Regions from separate parts of the Homo sapiens genome. Here all the other regions are linked to region 1. A link is a contact called in ENCODE Hi-C or POLR2A ChIA-PET data. All regions are on one chromosome and are shown on one strand. The core of a region is the stretch at or near the end of the contact, and the rest is flanking DNA. Distances in the headings are between cores, read along the strand shown. Region 1 has its middle 120 kb from the start of FOXB1. Region 2 overlaps RORA (RAR related orphan receptor A). Region 3 has its middle 35 kb from the start of BNIP2.

Region 1 (4,844 bases), core at 27-2,526:
GCACACCTCCAAATTTGCTCACAGAAGGGGAAGCATCTGCTGTGTGGTTGCAGCCATCGCACCCAACCTGCTTAGTGCAGGGTACTCCCTAAATTGTAAGATGTGATCACACATTTGAACATGAGAAAGCATTAAGGGGTTATTGGTTTACAGTTGCATGTGCTTAAGGAACTAAGTTGTACATGAAAAACACAAAAACGAAAGCAGGGAGTAGATTGTAGAATGAGCCCTGTGTGTGAAATTGGCAGACCTGTCAGTCCCAGGTTTGCCTCCAGCTGGCTACCCATTATTAACACAGGACCTAGCCTTCTAGGGCTGTGTGACCTCATCTATTGAATGTCTGTCTGTCTGTCTGTCTGTCTATCTATCTATCTATCTATCTATCTATCTATCCACCTACCTACCTATCAATCTATCTATCTATCTGTCTATCTATCTATCTATCTATCTATCTATCTATCCATCTGTCCGTCTGTCGGTCCATCCATCCATCCATCCGTCCATCCATCCGTCCGTCTATCCATCCATCCATCCATCCATCCATCCATCCATCCAGCCATCCTCTCATTCCATGAATAGTTTTTTTTGAGTGCCCAGTATGTGCCAAGTACTACACTAGGCAGTAGGCAGGCATGTCTGCCTCCAGAAGATGACAGATTTCCTAAAGCAGTGTACATTACTTCTGGATTATCTTTGTCAGGCTCCACTTCCCCTTTACCTTTTTTTTTTTTTTTTTTTGCACAAGTAATTGTGAGTAACTATAGGCACTTTTGAGAAGGGTGGCTTTCAGCTAAACCTAAAAGAAACTTCTGGGTAAATATAAATGATCAGCATAAAAACAACATAGTCGTTCTCTTGGGATTTTAAAACTGACATGGTGACAAATTGTTGATGGAGGATGGACAGCTTCCAGGGCAGAGAAAGTGAACTGGTGGCCCTGGCCAGGCCAGCCCAGCCCACAGCTGTGCTCAGTTAGGCTTGCCTGGTGTACCCACACAGCTGTTTTTCTCCTAACAGAGATTTGTTTCTCTAGACCACCGACTTTATCAAAAGTGGGAAAATCAGAATAGGATTAAGAACAAGAGATCTTTTCCAAAAAATTGTATTGACCATGCAGTGGGCTCTACCCTTTTTTGTTTTCTGTGTTTGTGTGTGTGTGTGTGTGTGTGTGTGTGTGTGTGTGTGTGTGCGCGCGCGCGCGCGCACGTTTGTTTTTGTATACCCCATCTGACCACAACAGCTGTTGGGTTTGTGGCACTTCACTCCAGACTAAAAGATAAGTTTGTCTGTACCTGGCCTCTCAAAAACGTCATTTGGAAAGTTGTTTCCTAATATGAGGGGTTGGGGGAAGGGAGCAGCGGAAGACGAGGAGAGGGTGCCCCCTTTCTGTAACTTCCCAGCTACAGCAGAGACAGACAAATCTCACACTGTAAGCCGAGACAGGCTGGGGATTATCTGGCTCACTCCTGATTTAATACATGAAGAAATGAAGCCTCAGAGAAGCCCAGAGCTTGCCCTAAGCCAGACAGCTGAACCGAAACAGGACCAACCCGCTCTCCTGACTCTGCCCTATGGTTTTTTCCCTCTCCTTTAAGATGCCTCAACCTCGAGTGAAAGTGAAACTGCAACTTCTATTAAATCATGCTTTTTAATCATCTCTGAGCACCACGACTTTTTACACGGTTTCCCCTCCTAGGTAATTATCTAAGTGAAATCTTTCATTCTGTCCTGGCATGAGGAGCCCAGAAAAATGAGCCCCCAAGAGTTGGCTCACTGGCAGCATGCCCTGCAAAGCTTCTCTGGTTTGCTAAGAAGCACTTCAGAGCCCCAAACTCATCTTTCTCATGTCACAAAAGAGTGACTGCTCCTGCAGGAATGTCACAAGTACAAAACAAAGGAACTCGGGATCATCAGTAGAGTTCAGTGTTAAGAACATGAACTTGGAACCAAACTGGAGTTGGGAAAAACTTTTCTTTGGCCCGGTTTCCTCTTCTTAACACCAAATAAACGATAGTACCTATTTCATACTGTTGTTGTTAAGTGAGATAATAAATAAGAAAATGCCCAAGGTAAGTGCCAAAAAGATGTCAGTTACTATAGTTATAAATAGGTAAACAAATGTATTATTCACTTGGACTGCTCTTAGTTCTTTTTGTTTTGGAAAGACCAGAGAATCATAATTCCCTTTCACAAGTTGTTTAGATATTGAAGTCCTAACAGAAATTTTGGATAAAGATTATTAAGAAAGCAGAAAATTTCCCAACACAAATCTTTTTTCTTTTCTTTTTTAAAATCTTACAGACAGCTTCAAGTAAAGTTCAATCCTAGTTAGTCACCTCTGAGGGGCTGTTACTCTGCTCTCCCTGTAGCATGTCATACTGGATGTGCTTATCAATGTTGCATTCTTTTTCTGCTTTCATCAGCCAACGTGGGGCACTGTGTGAAAAATGTAGCAATCACCTCTGTCCCCAACAGGTATACTAATTGTATCATTTCCATAACAAACTCATCCTTCACCCGCGTGAGTCCTTGGAATTTGTGGATAGTCCCTTCCATAGCCAGCTCTCCTCTCTGAGGGGTCTTTGTCTGGAAGGTTAAAGCCTAATGGTCCCAGAATATTGAGGGGGTGCCCAGGATAGGGGAGGACCGGATGACTTTGGAAGCATTTCGTGGTAGAACCAGGAAGTACAACCACCTAATTTAAGCATGTTTACAGCACAGTAGCATTGCAAACCACCTTAGAAATATGAACAGGAGAAACACCTGCAGCTCACAGAGGTAAGCCCTACGCTTAATTCCAGCATATGACTACCTCTGTCACTAAGAGTTGGGATTCGTCTTCATTAAACTACAAATGTATCTTTTTTGGTAAAATGATTTTTTTCTTGCCTTCCTCCAAAATACTGCACTTCTACCACCTACAGTTGAAGTCATTTTTCTGCCTGAGGGCATTGCTAGTTTTCTGGTTCTAAAAACCAAAGAGAAAGGAAGGGAAGCCTGAATGTCACTTTTCTGCACAAATTTGCAAAACTGCCGCCCAACCCCAGCCATCCCCAAGCCTCCACATGAGCAGCTACTTGCATGGCATTGCAACAAGGACCTATTGTGAAGCCCTGAGGTGAACAAACTGCTGAAAAGGGTTGTGAATTGCGGATTATTAGCATAAGTAACTTCTCAAATGAGTTTTCAGGAGGAGTCTTGGTTTCTTAGAAGGCTTAAGGCTTACTCTAAAAAGTAAATCATCACTGAAAGTTAAAAGAAGCAACAATCGTAAAAGACTAATTACCAACAATGTGAGGTCAATAAGATCACAAGTTAATTTTTAATTAATTAATCTATTTTTTGAGATGGAGTTTTGCTTTTGTCACCCAGACTGGAATGCAATGGTGCAATCTTGGCTTACTGCAACTTCCACCTCCTGGGTTCAAGTGATTCTCCTGCCTCAGCCTCCCAAGTAGCTGGGATTACAGGTGAGTGCCACCACGCCCAGCTAATTTTTGTATTTTTAGTAGAGACGAAGTTTCACCATGTTGGCCAGGCTGGTCTTGAACTCCTGACCTCATGATCTGCCCACCTCAGCCTCCCAAAGTGCTGAGATTACAGGGGTGAGCCACCAGGCCGGGCCACGAATTAATTTTTTAATCCATATCTCTATACAGCTATACCATAAAATGCTTATGGCTGTTAATATTTTCTGCATAGTGACATAATGGCTAATTTTCATTTAACTTTTATCAATCTGTATTTACTACTTTTGTCTGTAACAAATATATATTTCTTGTTGAAAAACTCAACTAAATAAAAATAAACAGATGGAAGCCTACTGAGGATCATAAAGTATGGGGCAGGCTGTGCGACTCTGGGCAGAATGCCTTGTTTTCATTGCTGCCTGCCGATGGCCCCTTCTCTTAGCTGCCCTAGGAAGAAAAACTCCATTAGCACTTGGAGGCCTAATGCGCTGAGTAGTGATCTTTATATGTTACACTAAACATGTCTGCTGTAATAGATTTCAAAATCTAACCTTCCTACCTTTACAAATTATGAATCCATGCCTACCACATTTGTTCTTTTCTTTGGCAAAGAAAACTCCCACAGGAAGTGGAAACACTCATTTTTTAACAGTGACTTTTTTATAATTAGGAATGGAGTCATGGTCTCAGTAGTGCTTTGCAGTATGTAATTCTCTGGGTTCTGTGATCTTTTCTCAAGCCACACTTCAAGTTTCTTTTTTAAGACAGTATCAGCCAATGTGCTGCATCAACTAGTGAGGGAGTAAGAAGAGAAACCTACCAGAACTGCACATTCCAGTTGGTTGTTCAGAAACAGAATAAGCAGTAGGGAAGAGATAAGCACCTGGTTTCATAAAAATTTCGAAACTGGGTTTTAGTTCCCCCTTTATATACATACTTAATTTTTAATGATGTTTCAGACCTTGGCTTAAATGTCAGTTCTACAGGAATGCCCTCCTTGACTCCTCATATTAGCTGGTCCTCCTATTATACTTTATCTTTGCACTTTGTTTTTGGGGTTATTTTATTTTATTTTATTTTGAGACAGAGTCTTGCTCTGTCGTCCAGGTTGGAATGCAGTGGCACAATCTCGGCGCGCTGCACTCTCCACCTCCCAAGTTCAAGCAATTCTACTGCCTCAGGCTCCCAAGCAGCTAGGATTACAGGCCACCACACTTGGCTAATTTTTATATTTTCAGTAGAGATGGAATTTCATCACGTTTCCCAGGCTGGTCTCAAACTCCTGACCTCAAGTGATCTGCCCACCTCAGCCTCTCAAAGTGCTGGGATTACAGGCGTGAGCTACCAAGCCCGGTCTGCATTTTGTATTTTTAT
Region 2 (4,630 bases), core at 905-3,404, 390 kb after region 1:
TCTTGGCAGTGTTTCCCCACATCCCTCTCCCCTTCACTGACCCTGGCGCTTCCCCATGTGTCCCCTGTATGGTGTGGCATGGGCCCTGTCTCTAGGGATTTGTGAGTCCAGCACTCCCTCCTTAATCGTCGTTTTGCTTTCCTCGTTTCAGTTACTTGCGTCAACTGCAGTAAAAGAATATTAAGATATTTTGAGAGAGAGAAGGGAAGCAAAGAGAGACCACATTCACATAACTTTTATTACAGTATATTTTAATAATTGTTCTGTATTATTATTATTGTTGTTAATCTCTCATTGTGCCTAATTTATAAGTTCAACTTTATCACAGGTCTGGATGTATGGGAGAAAACAGTATCTAAAAGGTTCGCAGTTTCAGGCATCCCCATGAGGCTAAGGGGGGACTACTGTGTAACAAACTTCTTCCTTCATGACAGTCATTTCCAGATCTGTGTGTCTTATGGTACCTGATTAAAACAAATCCCAAATACCATTAAAACAGCACTGACTTCATACTAGGCACTCTATGCTTTATGTGGATTGTGTCATTCACTTGTGACAAGGGCAATATTGGGCAAATCCTATCATTCCCCTGGTTTTAAGGCTGAAAAAACAGAGGCTTAGAGAGGTGTAGTGACTTGCTCAGAGTCCTCGCTGTAGCATGGGGTAAAGCCAGGATATGACTTCACATAGTTTAACTCCAGAACTTACACTGTCATCTTGTTTTGTTTTTCTGCTTCTCTTGTGTGTCAAAAGAATTCCTCCTTAGTTGTTCTCATATGGGGCAACCATTAAATTAGGCAGTGTAAAAAACAAGTTATGCAGAATAAAGTAGCAAGAGCAATCTACTCTGAAATTAGTGTTTTCCCTCACTTTAGCACCTTTAGCTGACCCAGCTTCCTACCGCCCAGACATTTTACAAAAATCTCTCTCTGGAGTTGCCTCCTGATCTGGATTAGGAGTCACATAAGAAAATCAGTCTCATGAGTCCATCATTTTTCCTCATTTCTGACCAGAAGTATTCTGCCCCATTTGCTTCACCTTATTTCTAAATCACTCTAGCTCATTTAAACAAACAAACAAACAAACAAACAAACAATGAAACTTACTGCAAGGGCACAGAATAACTATCATTAAAGATGTCTGTGTAATTATGCCATAAGTTGCAAGGCAAACTCATGAAGCATTCCGTATGTTCTTTGAGCAGTGGCACTGTGGCTCGAACCAATGTCCAGCTTCCACACTATCTGCTTGGAAGAGGATTACCCTTATTTGGAAGTCTCAGTTTTGAGGATTTGGGGAAAGCAGGCACGCAAGCAGACACACCTTATTCTCTACAGCATCATTTATACCTCAACTAAGTCAGCTGAACAAATGCCTGCTGAAAAGTTCTGGGAGTGGCATAGCTAAGAACCAGAAAGGCGATCTTTCTTTTGGATTAAGTCAACAGAGTCATACCCACAAGGAGAACTATCAAATATCAGATGCGAGAGGTGAAGTGGGGTTATAAGGTGAGAGCTGAGAAGGGAGAAACAGGGTGAGTAAACCTCCATGACTCAGACGAATACTGAACTTTGCATTTCAGGAAGAATGAGGGTTTGGGTTGCTTCTTTTTCTTTTTAAAAACCTCTTCTTTTCAGTATTCCTTGGGGGGCGGGGTTCTCAGAGGATTAAGGGTTTGGAAAATTAAACAGATAAGATACTAAGAGTTAAATAACACATAAGAGGAAGAAGGATTAGAAAGAGGAAGAAGAAAAGTAGAAAGTGTGGTAGGTACCTTCCTACCTCAAGGTAGAAGTAGTGTGTTTCTAAGTACAGAGATAGATTTTGTCTGATTGGGGAGAAATCCTGCAAAAGGATTAGGAAGTGAGTGAGCTGAGAGATGAATTCCAGGGATTGGAGGTCATACAGAGAGCAGGGGAAGCACAAAACTAGGGCATGGAGTTTTGGGTGGAACTGAGGAGGCGTAAAAAAAAAGTGCTGAAGTTGTGAGCTGGGAAAGGTATCAAGTACATAATTTGGCAATTTTGTTATTTCTAAAAGATAAGCTAACAAATTACTTGGCTGTCATAAAAGTTCACTTTTTATGGATGTTAAAATACATGGAGATGTTCATTTACAAACATGGTGAGCTTGAGCCAGAGAGCCACCATGATACATTTCAGGTAGTATACGTTTAGTGTGACTGTGGCGCACTACCACCACCTAGTGGCAGCAGATTACCATGCAGCTATTGCAAATAGAAAATTAGAATAAAACAAACAGGCCTTTGGTGCTGAAAGACTTTGAGAGATTATCAGGTACAGCAGTTGACATATAGGTGATGCATCAGAAACACCCACAGAGCTTTTAAAAGATACACCTTAGATATATCAAACCAGAACTATATATCAAACCAGAAACTTTTGGCGATGTCGTCCAGGCATACATAGTAGTTTGAACAATGAGAAATTCCCATTTTTATAAGTCAAAAAAGAAAAAAATTGTCATTTTTTTTTTTTTGAGACGGAGTCTTGGTCCGTCACCAGGCTGGAGTGCAGTGGCATTACCTCGGGTCACTGCAACCTCTGCCTCCTGGGTTCAAGTGATTCTCCTGCCTCAGCCTCCCGAGTAGCTGGGACTACAGGCGTGCACCACCACACCGAGCTAATTTTTGTATTTTTAGTAGAGACAGGGTTTCACCATGTTGGCTAGCATGGTCTAGATCTCTTGACCCCGTGATTCGCCTGCCTCGGCCTCCCAAAGTGCTCGGATTTACAGGCGTGAGCCACCGTACCTGGCCACAATTGTCATTTTTATAGTAAATATTTTTTAAAAGCTCCCCGAAGACTTTGACTTCCTTTTGTTAAGAACCAGAGATTGATTCGAGTTTTCTGATTTGCCAAAAACAAAAATGAAGTTTAGAATGTTAAATGACTTGTCCAAGGTCCCATGGCTGGGACTCAATCTCTTGTCCTGATTTTAAGTCCAGTGCCCTCTTACTTATATGTATCTTCTTCATTGTGGGACAAACAAAACAATGTCACACATTCTCGATTTCCTGACACAGAGTCCCTACATATCCACCTTTTGTTTCAATTCCTACTGTCTCAAAGACATCTCTCCAGTGTTCCTCCCTTATTTCACCTAGCTTTTCAAAACGCCTTGTGCTTTTATTTCTGATACGTGTCTTACCTTCTCTGGAAATTCTATTCCCTAATACTTTTTCTTTAAAAAAAATGACTGTATACTATGAATTTTTCACTGATCCCATTAGATGGGCGCTTGGCAAACTGGGACAGAGGCCATGGTGTTTAGGAGAAGGCTCATACCAGGTTGCAAGAGCTGAGTGCTAAAATGTCAGGAATTTTGTTATTAAGGCTAGTTATTAAATCTGTTATTACACATTAACTGATGCATTCCTGACATAAAAAATTAACTACTTTTTAATGATTATTTTACTGTTATCAATGTTCTTCAGGTTGTCTACATCAATTATCCTTATATCTGAAGGTGGAAATACTATACCATGCTGTGCATCCCTTCCCTACTCTGTATTCTGTGAAAGAGCGGGTCGGGTGGCTTGAAAATGGCCATTGGTGGGATTATTTACACCACAGAAATTGGCAAATGTTACAGATCAGGGTTTGATTTATTATTTTGCTTTATTGTCTAGATTTAAAAAGTGATGGCCCAATGCAGTGGCTCATGCCTGTAATCCCAATACTTTGAGAGGCTGAGGCAGGAAGGTGATGGCCCAATGCAGTGGCTCATGCCTGTAATCCCAATACTTTGAGAGGCTGAGGCAGGAGGATCACTTGAGGCCAGGTGTTCGAGACCAGCCTGGGCAACATAGACCCTGTCTCTACAGGAAATAAAACAATTAGCCAGGTGTAGTGGCATGTGCTTGTAGTCCCAGCTACTTGGGAAGGTGAGGTGGGAAGATTGTTGGAGCCAGGAGTTTGAGGGTGCAGTGAGCTATGATTGTACCACTGCATTCCAGCCTGGACAACAGAGTGAGACCCTGTGTCTTAAAAAAAAAAAAAAAAAAAGACCAGGTGTGGTGGCTCACACCTGTAATCCCAGCGCTTTGGGAGGCCGAGGTGGGCAGATCACGAGGTCAGGAGTTCGAGACCAGCCTGACCAACATGGTGAAACCCTGTCTCTACTAAAAACACAAAAATTAGCCAAGCTTGGTGACAGGTGCCTGTAATCCTAGCTACCCAGGAGGCGGAGGTTGCAGTGAGCCGAGATCACACCACTGCACTCCAGCCTGGGCAACAGGGCGAGACTCTGCCTCAAAAAAAAAACACAAAAAAAAAAACTGATGAAAATTATAATAATGCAGATTAAACTTAACAGTACATCATATCCAGTGCTCCCATTGTGAATAACATAAAAAGTGGAAGAAATGTTCTTCTGGTATTTGAAAACTATTAACTGAGTCAGCAAGGAAGTGGTTCATGTCATTGTTGGCGAATGAATGAAGTTCCAAAATGTCTTCGTTGTTTCACTCCCTTCTTAGTCATTAATGTAAACAAAATATCAACCAACATTCATGTTGGAACTAGTCTTTCCTCAGTTGTAACCATGCAGATAGATGTAGGAGTTCAGCAAAAATCATGAGAGCATTCAGTGAGAATCATTTGTCTAT
Region 3 (4,565 bases), core at 1,381-3,880, 400 kb before region 1:
GTGTCTGATTCCTGTGTCACTCTGACTGCATCAGGGTAGTGCTGTGGTGTGTTCATTTCCCTGAAGAGCGCTGTCAATCACCCTCGGTCTTTAAAGTTCAATCCCAGTGAATCGCTAAGACTGTATCTGGTGTCTCTTTCCTGCACGTGGGCCTCATACAGTGGGGGCTGGGGCATGGGGAGAAGAGGATATCTACTTTCATATGATCTGCACAGGACATTAACAGAGGAAAAATGTCCCATCACTGTCAATGGAATGAATATTCTATCAAAATGGCTCTCTCATTCTCCAGTATTGAGATTAAGTTTACCTGCTGAACATGGTAAAATTTATTTCGGTGGCCTATGACCACCATTTATCAGCTCCCGACCCCTATCTATATAAAACAATAAGCATGATCTTAAGGCACTCTTAGGGGCTGTCTAAGAGATGTATATTTGCTGACATACAACCTGACTGAAGCCAAACACCATTACCCCTGTGACTGATTGGAGGGCGGCCTTAACTGAACAGTTTTATTTCCTTCCAGCAGCTGAGCTCCCTGACCATGCGAGCTGAGCTGACACGGCATTTCAAGTCCTGTTACCAGCTCAACGGTTCTCTTGTAAAAAAAAGCACCTCTTCATTTAGCCTCTCCATCTTGATCATTGCTGATGGGCTATCAATAATTTCAAGTTGGGTGAGCAGTTGGCTGAAGGTTAAATAAATTCTCTCGGCTGTTTGCATGATTATATCCAAGCGGAAGGATTCCAGTTTGAAGCGGGCTTCTTGCAAGTACTCCTTGGAAATGTTTCCAGAGTCAGAAAAGTTAAGAAATTCAGTTTTGGAGGCCCAAGTGCACTTGAAATGGAAATAAAGTCAGACATCGTAAGAACCTTGACATTTTAAAAAATGGGTTTTTCTGTATTTCAGATTTTCCTCAGAGTAATTTAGAACCCCAAAAGCCCACAGTATTAATTATTAGCAGGAGAAATTCTCAATACACTAAAGTGCTATTTTGGATATTGTTTTTTTTCTTTATTTGAGATGGAGTTTCACTCTTGTTGCCCAGGCTAGAGTGTATTGGCGCGATCTCGGCTCACTGCAACCTTCTCCTCCCAGGTTCAAGCAATTCTCTTGCCACCTCAGCCTCCAGAGTAGCTGAGATTACAGGCATGCGCCACCATGCCCAGCTAATTTTTTGTATTTTTAGTAGACAGGGTTTCACCATGTTGGTCAGGCTGTTTTCAAACTCCTGACCTCAGGTGATACACCTGCTTCGGCCTCCCAAAGTGCTGGGATTACAGGGGTATTTGTTTTTTAAAAATGAGCAAAATTATATTTTCAGGAATTTCAGCCAATAGCAATAAGGGTAGGAAGGTCTGTCATGAATTGCAGTCTTACCGAATATGGTTTTCAGTTGCTAAATAGTGAGCTTTTAAGTACTTTATTCACATTCAGGAGATAATTCTCTTTTTTTAGAATAAAATTTGTCTTTGGTTTTTCTCCCCCCATTCCAAAAGTGATATATATTGGTTACGGAATTTGGAGAAAATAGAGTTAAGCAAAAAGGAAATAAAAGTCATCCATGAGAGCTAACTGTTCCCAATGTGTTATAGTATACCTTCCTATTTTCTTCTATGCAAATGTACTTGTAATTTTTTCTCTAAGATGTGATTTAATTAATACAAAATGTTGTGGTTTCATATACACAGTGCCATAGTCTGAATGTGTCCCCTCAAATTCATGTGTTGGAAACTTAATCCCTGATGCAACAGTGTTGGGAGGTGCCTTCTGGGAGGTGCTGAGGTCATGAGGTTTCTGCCTTTGTGTTAGGCTGTTCTTGCATTGCTAAATGTCTGAGCCTAGCTAATTTATAAAGAGAAGAGGTTTAATTGACTCAAAGTTCTGCATGCTGTACAGAAAGCATGGCACCAGCGTCTGCTTAGCTTCTGGGGAGGCCTCAGGGAGATTTAACTCATGGCAGAAGGCAAAGCGGGAGAAGGCACTTCACATGGCCAGAGCAGAAGCAAGGGAGAGGGGAGGTGCCAGATACTTCTCTCTCTCTCTCTTTATTTATATTTTGAGACGGAGTTTCACTCTTGTCACCCAGGCTGGAGTGCAGTGGTGCCATCTCTGCTCACCGCAACCTCCACCTCCCGCGTTCAAGTGATTCTCCTGCCTCAGCCTCCGAAGTAGCTGGAATTACAGGTATCTGTTACCACACCCAGCTAATTTTTGTATTTTTAGTAGAGACAGGGTTTTGCCATGTTGGCCATGCTGGTCTCAAACTCCTGACCTCAGGTGATCCCCCCGCCTCGGATAAGAAAACTGAGACTTGGAAGGGTTGGGTACTTTGCTCAATATTATACACAGAGTATTTGCTCAATATTATACACAGAGTAAGTAGCAGAGCTGGAATTTGAATTTATGCTAACTGGCTCCAAAGTGCATTCTCTTAAGCACTATGTATACTGCTATACAAAAACACAACCCATTCATATTTTATGTGAACTTGAATATGGTAATTTGAAATCACATAATAAACATGTATAAATTGAATCACTCTTTTTTTGAGACAGAGTCTAGCTGTGTCACCCAGGCTGGAGTGCAGTGGCGCAATCTTGGCTCACTGCGACGTCCGCCTCCCGGGTTCAAGCAATTCTCCTGTTTCAGCCTCCCACGTAGCTGGGATTACAGGCACGTGGCACCATGCCCAGCTAAATATTATATTTTTAGTAGAGATGGGGTTTCACCATGTTCGCCAGGCTGGTCTCAAACTCCTGACCTCAGGTGATCCACTTGCTTCGGCTTCCCAAAGTGCTGGGATTACAGGCATGAGCCACCATGCCCAGCCTTGAATCACTCTTTATGCACAAAATTTAAAATGATACAAATGTTTCCAAATGAAAAAAAGTAAAAAATCTCCTAATTTTGAAGTCACCTGGTTGAGTGAATTGTAAACTGTGTGACGCTAATGCCACATGGTGGCGCCACTTCAACGAGGAAATAAATACCAACTACCCTTTATCAGCTCTATGGGAAAACCACAGTCTTTAACTACGCTTGAGAATAACCTTTAAATACAATGTAAGCCCTAAGAAGTTGGCTTCTTACTTACTGTAGCCTGGATCAGACTGTCTGGGTTCACTTCAGATGAAAGATGTTAGCTTCTTATGTTATCCTCACGGTGACTTTGAGTGACATATTAATTTCAAAGTTTACTTTCAAAAAGGCAAGGATTTGGGAGACAAAATGGCTAGGACATTTGGTAATTGAGCAGTAACTGAATACTTTTTACTTCTACCACCACATCTCAACCAGACCTTGCCTGTGAAATACACAGATAAAAATCGTACCACACCTGGTGCCCCCTTTTTGGGGAATGATGCAAATTGTTTCAAATTGGACAGTGGACTCTCCAGGTACTTTTTGTTGCTGTAAGACCCACATTGTTTATTTTATTAATATCTTATCTCAATGTAAATGTACTATATGCATTTTATTACCAGTTAAAGAAGATTGTAATCAATTTTCACGTGATGTATGTGTGTGTATACGTACATTTAATACATCCTTTAAAATATTAGGAATATTGTGGAATGTTATTAAACCAGGGTGGGATATTACTAAAAAAATAAAACTAGCAGACCCTTAGTGAATGTTTTTCCACTTGGAAAGTTTATGGCTATAAAGCTAAGAGTACTACTTGCTAGAGCATGAGAATAACTAAAAAGACTTACCCAAAGCATCGTTTCATCAAGAAATGAAATCTGGACAGTCTTTCTATTGCAAAGGGATCAAAACATATTGAAGTCATAATTTACTGAACTAATAATCATTTTACTATAAGTTCAAGGCAAAAGTGAATTCCTCATAAGAAAATAAGTTTATCTCATATCATTTAAGAACTGTCAGTTTATTCACAGGCCAGTGTTAATATACATGCCAATATACTAGAAATATACACCTAATAAAACTGGAGGTTACAGTAAGTCATTAATTAAGACTGGTGGCTTTGGCAAACCATCTGAATTAACTTTACAGACTCATATCAAAAGTGTTCTCTAATAGTTGGAGCTGAGGCTGGATTCCAGCTTCATCCCTCCTGGACCCCCTGAACTTTTTTTATTTGAAGAGGGCTATCTGCCTATTCCAGACTTTATTTCCCTGGAAACAAAAAAGAATATGCACAAATCACTGTATTTTGGATTTGAATATTATATTTAAAAAATGTATTTAAGGCCGGGCACGGTGGCTCATGCCTGTAATCCCAGCACTTTGGGAGGCCGAGGAGGGTGGATCACCTGAGGTCGGGAGTTCGAGAGCAGCCTGGCCAACATGGAGAAACCCTGTCTCTACTAAAAATGCAAAAATTAGCCAGGCGTGGCGGCTCATTCCTGTAATCCCAGCTACTTGGGTTTCTTTGAAAGGGTAGCTCACAGAATAAAGTAACATTCACTGACCAAAAACTATCTATAAATATCAAAGCATGTATATTAAAATGTCTTCCCTAAAGCCCTAGGCTCTGTTTTGTTGGCACCATTTCATGCACTGTAAATGGAAGGTGAATGCCCATTAAGGAG

Evidence for each region. A loop is a pair of places that touch in the nucleus more often than their neighbours do. ChIA-PET counts read pairs that join two places held with the same protein, here RNA polymerase II (POLR2A). Pooled maps may share reads with other maps.
Region 2: a pooled map shows a loop between it and region 1 (4-fold over the local background). The contact joins two enhancer-like sites. A Hi-C loop is called at or near these places in 1 of 37 single-sample maps with no recorded cell type and 6 of 50 pooled maps. POLR2A ChIA-PET finds 5 or more read pairs at or near these places in 1 of 52 experiments (activated CD4-positive, alpha-beta T cell).
Region 3: a map of PC-9 shows a loop between it and region 1 (16-fold over the local background). The contact joins two enhancer-like sites. A Hi-C loop is called at or near these places in 7 of 168 maps with a recorded cell type or tissue (CD8-positive, alpha-beta T cell, GM12878, PC-3 and 4 more), 2 of 37 single-sample maps with no recorded cell type and 14 of 50 pooled maps. POLR2A ChIA-PET finds 5 or more read pairs at or near these places in 1 of 52 experiments (BJ).

Annotation. Positions count from the first base shown.
Region 1 is chr15:60,126,360-60,131,203 of GRCh38, forward strand. No RefSeq gene overlaps it. Among named protein-coding and RNA genes, the nearest start is that of FOXB1, 120 kb to the left of the region's middle. RefSeq lists enhancers at 1,520-1,709, 2,273-2,774. Within about 2 kb of position 1,277, at least 30 of the 41 ENCODE cell types and tissues checked have a DNase peak (open chromatin) inside an H3K27ac peak, as active enhancers do.
Region 2 is chr15:60,518,762-60,523,391 of GRCh38, forward strand. All of the region lies in intron 3 of RORA (RAR related orphan receptor A), which reads right to left. The region is part of intron 3 of RORA-AS1 (RORA antisense RNA 1); the gene reads left to right. Among named protein-coding and RNA genes, the nearest start is that of RORA-AS1, 42 kb to the left of the region's middle. Within about 2 kb of position 2,155, at least 5 of the 41 ENCODE cell types and tissues checked have a DNase peak (open chromatin) inside an H3K27ac peak, as active enhancers do.
Region 3 is chr15:59,722,126-59,726,690 of GRCh38, forward strand. No RefSeq gene overlaps it. Among named protein-coding and RNA genes, the nearest start is that of BNIP2, 35 kb to the left of the region's middle. Within about 2 kb of position 2,631, at least 3 of the 41 ENCODE cell types and tissues checked have a DNase peak (open chromatin) inside an H3K27ac peak, as active enhancers do.